Regions from separate parts of the Homo sapiens genome. Here region 1 is linked to region 2. The links are chromatin contacts, found by Hi-C or POLR2A ChIA-PET in ENCODE. All regions are on one chromosome and are shown on one strand. The core of a region is the stretch at or near the end of the contact, and the rest is flanking DNA. Distances in the headings are between cores, read along the strand shown. Region 1 holds the start of UST-AS2 (UST antisense RNA 2). Region 2 overlaps LOC124901426 (a long non-coding RNA gene).

Region 1 (3,965 bases), core at 466-2,965, 120 kb before region 2:
TGCCTGTAATCTCAACATTTTGTTAAGCCAAGGCAGGTGGATCACAAGGTCAGGAGTTCGAGACCAGCCTGGCCAACATGGTGAAACCCCATCTCTACTAAAAATACAAAAATTAGCCAGGCATGGCAACACATGCCTGTAATCCCAGCTACTCAGGAGGCTGAGGCAGGAGAATTGCCTGAACCCGGAAGGTGGAGGTTGCAGTGAGCTGAGATCGAGCCATTGCACTCTAGCCTGGGCCACAGAGCAAGACTCATCTCAAAAAAAAAAAAAAAAAAGTCTAAGCTGAAGGCATATAACTGGTTCAGCTGTAGCTACTGGGCAAATAGTTCATTAAAAATGAACACATAATGTAAACCCCTTTAACTTCTAAACACTTGTGATTTTTTTTAGTGAACATTTTTCTGAGGGGAACTGTATAACCACAGGCTGATAACATCATTCAGTTTACAGAAACATCACCAATTCACAAGAATTCAGCCTCTAGGCTTGTTTAATTTACTTTATGAAAGCTTAAATTGCAGCATAATATATGTGCGTTTGGCCTATTTCAACTATTACTCTTTGTTTTATTGGAAAACATGTTTTACTCTTGCTTACTGATTTGTTCTTGCGTTGGGATCATCTCTCCTCCAGGAGAAAGCATTTCCAATTTTATTATGAAAGATTAACAGGAAAATAGAACTTCCTTCACAGACATTGATGTTCTAGGAATAACTTTACAAAAATATTTCTCTTCTCTGAAAACTAATATTTAAATAGGTGTAATCTGAAACTACCAGAAAAATTCAACAAACACCTCCAGCAAATAAATAGCTGAGTGTCTGTGATGTCCCTTTCCTGGGGAAGGGCAGTATAAAGATGAAAATCTTGTCTAGCTGGAAGGCCGTCACTAACAGGGCTGGGGCGCATAACCCTGTGGAGACATTTGTGCCCGGCCTTAAAGGGTGCGTAGGAGTTTGCCAAGTGGACGTGGAAGGAGGCATTTTAATAAGAGGAAAATAACATGATTGGAAGCGTGGAGGTGAGAAAGCATAGAAGCACTCAGAGTGAGGAGAGCTGGGGCTTGGGCCAGCCCACGTCAGCCCCTGCCTGCGGACCCAGCCTCTTGGAGCCAGGCTCACTCACCCTGCCTTTAAGACGGCCCTACCAGAGGCAGGAGAAGGATCCGCAGCCTCAGCTTTCTGTGGCGCAACCTGGCACTGAGTCACTCATACCAATCTCAGCGCCAGTGGCCAAGCCGCTGCTGCCGGAGGGCCTGTGTCACCCTCCCCCCGTTTCCCTGCCCTCTTCCCATCCTACCACCACCCAAGCTCCCTGGCTTCCTAACAGTGTGGCAGGGATCCTCCCAGGCCCCCATCCTCCTCCAGCCTGAGTTCTTCCTCCCTGCTGTCTTCCCAGTCTTCCCCACTAAGATCCCACCACCCTTCAGACCCGGGCTCACACCAGCTCCTGCTGGCCCCATGTGCCTCGCACCGAATACAGGAGGTCGCACACTGCATCCCCAGACACCAAGTACTGCCCTGCTTGACCACCTATGTTCCCCTGGGCCCACCAGCATGGACTCTCCTTCTGTTACCAGTCACTGCCTGATCCAGGCATGAGCTGCCTGTGTCCCCCGACATCATCCTCCTGGCACCATCCTCTGCTCTTCCTGGCCTTCTTCACTGGGAGCCTTCGGGATCATCCCTCCAGATCAAGTTCTTCCAGCCCCACCTCCCTCCCACCCTGTGCACCCAGGGAAATTCATCTCTTCTGGGTCCCAACCTTGGCCTCGGGAGAGCCCCAGATGCCCCCCTCTGTGTCTACCCCAGTTACTCAGTGTGGTCAGACTTGGGGGTTGTACAGTTTTCTGTCTCATGATTCATTTCCCCAGGCAAAAAGCTGGCTAATAATATCTGGGTGTGCGGGGGAGGTACCAGTGTGTTTCTGTGTTTGGAGGTGAATTTTTTTCTACTTTAGAATTTAATCACTTCTACTTTGAGCAGTTTTTAGCTGAGCTGACAGTAATATGCTCTGCATTGAGTATTTGTAGGGGGTGGAATTAGTCACCACAAATTTCAATTTTTGGACTTTCCTGATAACGCCACAAAGCTGAAAGGCTTCTAAAGCTTGAGCAAAGATTGGAAACTTGACCCCAGGGGTTGATGGTTGATCTTTATAAAAACGACCTTGTGGTCAGTTTGTTCTTTTATGCTTAAATTGTCAAGGTCCCTGTCCACCCCAGGAATTAATGTGGTGATGTGGAAAGAGCACTAGACAAAGGATTTCAAAACTGTCTTTGGGCCCTTGGCTCGTGGCCTTAGCTCTCTGACATTCTTTGCTTATAAAATGTACCCCCTGCCGGGGCGAAGTACAATCCTTACCCATTTTGCATGACTCAACATTTTATAATGGAAGCTTCTATTTTTGTCTGGCTAAATCTTTTTCAAATAAAAATATTTCTTGGTCTGTATATTTTTCATGTCTCAGACATTTTTATCAATACATAATGTCCTAGCTTTTCACATCTTGCAAATGGCACAGAATTGTGAAAGAATACAGCAAAAAGCTAGAAATATACCTGTGTATATAACATTGCTGGGGATTTTTATGTGTGGTTTCTTGTGGGTTCTAGTAAGCACGTTCATTTCATTACCTACAAACGCATAGAAAAATCCAACATAATCCCACACTGATGAGAAGAAGAGAGGGTTGTTTGTCAGGTGGGGTAGTTTCACTTGACTTGAAGGTCTCACCCCGCCCCTCGTCTTTACCATAGCATACGCTTCTAGATGCTTCTGCTGCATTGTCAACCAGACTCTACCAGAACTGTTTTTCAAAACATGTGTTCCTAGGATTTTACCTCCCTGCATTTTTTGCTATATCTATTAAGTAATGCATGTATATAATTAAAAATCAAATAGTCCTATAAGATGTATAATGAAAACCAGCAGTTTCCTATTCCAACCCTCCCAAAGATGAAGTCTGATGTTGCAGAGCCAATCACTTTCAGCGCAGCTAGATGTTTCTTCGGATAATCACCGCGCTATCTGTAACTAGTATGCACAGGCTGCTGTTTCTTGATTTACTGGGGTCATGATCTCATTCTCTTATTCCATTACCTTTACTTCTACTTCCTTGCTCCTCTCCATCTTCCTAAGATGGTCATACCCACATTTGAGATGCATGGTCCTGCTGACGTTGCTGTGACTATATACATTTTGTTGGCTGCTGATCAGAGTAGTACATCATGATTTTGTTTCATTTCTTGCACAACTTAATTGTTTTTCCTGGAATTATTTATTGCCTTCATTTATTTGCCTAGATTTATTTGTACCTATCAAAAATTTCGTATGTGCCAAAATTTTCGTATGTGCCATTAGATCTGCCGCATTCAGTATTACTTTTGGTATTATTTAAATATTAATTACCAGATAAGTATGTCAGTTCCATCCCAACCTGCCCTCCCTTCCCGCAGAGGCCCTCTCCTCTTTCCACCCAGAGCTCTTTAAGCTCCATCGCAGCCTGCCCTCCCTTCCCCCAGAGGCCCTCTCCTCTTTCCACCCAGAGCTCTTTAAGCTCTATCCCAGCCTGCCCTCCCTTCCCCCAGAGGCCCTCTCCTCTTTCCACCAAGAAAGCTCCTGCTCCTAGTATATCTGGGTTCATTACTCTAAACACAGCTTTACTGCAGCTTCCCTTTACTATGTTTCTCAGTTGGGTCCAGTTTTCTTAATCTCGGGGATGCTATTTCTTGATTTAATAACTCATTTTACTTCAAGATGTTCCTAAGTTGCCTCCTCATGAAAGGTGCATGGGAGGGAAATTTTTTTTGAGTCATTGAAGGTCTGAAAAGCTCAGTATTCTACTCTAACTTGATGGCTAGTTTGGTTCTCATATTCATGCTCATTCTCTCTCTCTCTCTCTCTCTCTCTCTCTCTCTCTCTCTCTCTCTCTCTCTCTCTCTCTCTCCTTGGATTGTCTCT
Region 2 (3,824 bases), core at 11-2,510:
CTTCTAGGTTTTCTAGGTCTTATGTTTAAGTATTTGATCCATCTTGAGTTGATTTTTCTATAAGGTGTAAGGAAGGGGTCCAGTTTCAGTTTTCTGCATGTGGCTAGCCAGTTTTCCCAACACCATTTATTAAATAGGGAATCTTTTCCCCATTGTTTGTGTGTGTCAGGTTTGTCAAAGATCAGATGGTGGTAGACGTGTGGTGTTATTTTTGAGGCCTCTGTTCTGTTCCATTAATAAAGTCAATTACTTTAATCTCACATATCTTAAAATCAGATAAAGCATATTTAAAGTGGTATAGTAATGACAAAACTTACTACATTCATACAATCCCTACAAATACATACCCTACATAACAATAGCAATATTACATTAGAATTTTTGTTCTGGATTTACACACTTGCCCAGTGAAGGCCAGCATTAGCACCTCTGGCTGGCCACAGGAACTGGGACATGTCCACTTAAAGATTTTGACATTGGACTGGCCACTGCTGACCAGATGATACTGCCCAAGCCACAAGCCAACAAGTTGAGCCCTGATTTAACTTAGACTCTGTCTTCTTATCCAATCACTTACTGAAATACTTTCATAACGTTTTTCTGCATACCCACACTCCTCTCCAATTCCCTGCCCCACCCAGATTGCAACACTTTTATGTCTTTTCATTCGTGAAATTCTGTACCCTTTAATATTTTACTTTGACATTTGTTTTATCATTTCTATAATCATTTGTTTATACAAGGCTAACTCGGGGGGGAATTAATTTTGAATTATAAATTCACAAAGGCATTAGACACTTGGCTAGAGGATGAGCTGGAGATAAAAATTATTCTTAGACTATAAAGTATCTAAAATAAAGAAAAAAGAATTTACAAACATCTTGAAACTATAGGTTAAGGAGTTTCCAATTGTTTCTGACATGCAGGGATTGACAAATAAAAAACATTTCAGTGCTGGTTGCTAGCTTAAGATTTCTAAAATGTCACTGCATTTGTCTCTGTCCAATGCAGACCTCACTGAGGATATGCAGATGCTGTTACAGTAACAGCAATAATCCAAAATGTAATGACTTATTACCCCTACCTGCTCGTGCAAGACCTTGGGCACCTCTAAATTCCATCCAAATATTTCCTGGGGTCCCCCACAAATGTCTCACATGTTTTCATAAACAAAATCACTTATGCAGTTGAGGCAACATTTTTATTTTTCAGAGACAGGATCTCATTCTCTTGCCCAGACTGGAGTGCGGTGGTGTGATCATAGCTTACTGCAGCCTCGACCTCCTGGGCTCAAGACCTCTGAGTAGCTGGGATTACAGGAATGAGTCACTGCACCCAGTCCTAATTTAATTTAAGCATTTTTCAGAGACTGCCCCAATGTGCTCCAGACCCCGGATGACATGGGTTCATTCTGCAAGAAGGTTTCCAGATTAGAATCCCTTTGGGTACGGAATTTGGGGAAATAGTTTGGGGAAATGATTCTTTCAGCTTTTCTTTTAGCTTTTAGCTTTGCAGGGATTCAGCTAAGACAAGAGCTAAATAGGGCAGGCAGGGACTGGGAAGGGAAATATAGAGAAGAAAAAAATGTAAGAGATGATAAGCACCAGCATTCACACATGAAGATGACACCTTATGATGGATTGTGGTGATGGGGATTAAAGAGGAGTCAAAGTGAAATTAGAGTTTCTCGGCTGTTGCCAGGACAGTAAATAACAAAGAGGGAGGATGGATTGTACACAGGAGAAAGATAAGAACTTTTCTCTCAACTTCCTTCATGTACTTCGGCATGCGTTCACACAAACCTCACCTCGACGTTTTGAGAAGGAAATGTATTTGTGGTTCTTCAGTTGACATCTATTTTCTCATGTGTATTTTGCAAGCTTTGTAGCCCTAAGATAAAGTCAAAACAATGAAATTCTGTTTATTAGTGTTGTTACAGTTATTAAACTCCATTTTCTCTTTTGGGAAACATCAGTTCCATTAGAATTAGAAGATTGTCCCCAAAAATGTTTTCACAAGGATATTTGAGGATGCTTTTTTCATGATGGAAACGAATCGAAACAAATGTCCACCAGTGAGTGAACTGGGTAAATTAAGATCTATACAGATGATGAAGTCATTAAGAATGATCCATTCATCCATTCGTTCATTCAACATTTTTTTTTTGAATGGTAACTGTATGTCAGGCACTATTCTAGTTTCTTCAGAGGTAAACAAAGCCGGCAAAATGTTCTGCTCTCCTTGACCTTACAGTCTAGTGGAGAGAGACAGTAAACAAAATAAGTAAGGAAAATATATGTTAGATGTCAAGAAGCACTATGGATACAAATAAAGCAGGCAAGAGGATTAGGGAGGCCAAAGAAGGATGCCATTTAAAATAGGGAGATGAGGGAAGATGACATTTGAGTAAAAATGTGAAGGAGAAAAGGGAGAGCCACATGGATATTAGGGTAAGCTGCCTTCTAGGCTTATGGAAGAGCAGATGCAAGGGTGCTGAGGCAGGAGCAAGCCGGATGTGCCCAAGGAACAGAAAGGAGACTGGTTGAATAAGAGAAGTAAGTGAGCAGCAGAGAAGTAAACTAGAGGATCAACAAGATCAGAGATGCCAAGTTACACAGGGCTTGTCATAGACTTTAGTTTTTATTCTAAGTGACATGGGAGATCTTTGGACAATTTTGAGCAGACAAGAGCCATGATCTTATTTATGTTTTACAGGATCCCTCTGGCTCCTTTGTTAAGATTGGGTATAAGGGGTTGGGCACGGTGCCTCATGCCTGCAATACCAGCACTTTAGGAGGCCAAGGTTGGAGAATCACTTGAGGCTAGGAGTTTGAGACCAGCCTGGTCATCATGGAGAGACCCCGTCTCTACAAAATATTTTAAAAAATTGTTTTAAAGTATGGCTAGAAGGAAGATAAAGGCAGTAGAAAGGTTACCAGTTAGGAGGCTATTAGAATAACCCAGGTGAGAAATGATGATTCAGAATGGTAGCCATGAAGGTGAAACAGTTTGAGTAAGATCTGGATACATTTTGAAGGTAGAGTAGATGGAATTTGCTGACACATTGGTTTAGAGGTCTGAGAAAAAAATAAGGAGGAAAAAAATGACTCCAAGGTTTCTGGCCTAAGCAACCAGAAAGATGGAACAGCTATTTACCGAAATGGGAATTCTGCAGGAAGAACAAGTTCCATTAGGTTAAACTCTAGTGCCATTTTTGCAGGTTCAAAACATTTGAATATCCGTCTTTTCATATAGTTTAACCTAACGTAAATGTATGTTGACATAGAAAGATATCCTGGAAATATTTTTGAGTGGAAAAAGGAGCATACAGAATTGCCAAAAATCATATGATTCTATTTACAAAAAATTGAGAGTGCGTGGGGGACCCTAAGACTTGCAATGTGAAGATTTGTCTTGATGTGCTCAAGAACTTTAAAAATCCAGAGCCTTTTGGTGCTCTGGGATTGCAGAAGTAGTCTACTGCCTTCTACTAAGACTGACATTGACCTCTTGCTTGAAGACATTACAGGATCCTCTAACTTAAAGAGAGCACGAGAGCCTCTCAGGATCTACCCTATCTGTCCTGGACATCACACCAATACACAGGATCAAGTCACATGAGCCAGCATGGGAAGTGCTGAGCTTATTAAGCCAGGACAGGGTCTCTATGCTTCAAAAAAGCCACAAGACCTAGCCGACTAGTGCTAGCTAGAGCTGGGGTTTGGGGGACATGCATGGGGCTGGATCCCAAGGTGATGCGTCAAGGAAGACAAGATCAACTCAGATAAGCGGGGGAGGGCTCATTGATATGGGAGCATCATCTT

The links. Hi-C counts contacts between places; a loop is a spot of excess contacts on that map. ChIA-PET counts read pairs that join two places held with the same protein, here RNA polymerase II (POLR2A). Pooled maps may share reads with other maps.
Region 1: a pooled map shows a loop between it and region 2 (5-fold over the local background). The contact joins the promoter of UST-AS2 here to the enhancer-like site in region 2. A Hi-C loop is called at or near these places in 3 of 168 maps with a recorded cell type or tissue (GM12878, heart left ventricle and naive thymus-derived CD4-positive, alpha-beta T cell), 10 of 37 single-sample maps with no recorded cell type and 13 of 50 pooled maps. POLR2A ChIA-PET finds 5 or more read pairs at or near these places in 8 of 52 experiments (GM12878, activated CD4-positive, alpha-beta T cell, activated CD4-positive, alpha-beta memory T cell and 3 more).

Annotation. Positions count from the first base shown.
Region 1 is chr6:149,030,946-149,034,910 of GRCh38, forward strand. UST-AS2 (UST antisense RNA 2) reads right to left here and starts at 1,716. Exons shown (of 2, transcript NR_134599.1): 1 at 1,580-1,716. All of the region lies in intron 7 of UST (uronyl 2-sulfotransferase), which reads left to right. RefSeq lists an enhancer at 2,120-2,309.
Region 2 is chr6:149,146,819-149,150,642 of GRCh38, forward strand. The region is part of intron 1 of LOC124901426 (a long non-coding RNA gene); the gene reads left to right. Among named protein-coding and RNA genes, the nearest start is that of TAB2-AS1, 110 kb to the right of the region's middle. Within about 2 kb of position 1,261, at least 3 of the 41 ENCODE cell types and tissues checked have a DNase peak (open chromatin) inside an H3K27ac peak, as active enhancers do.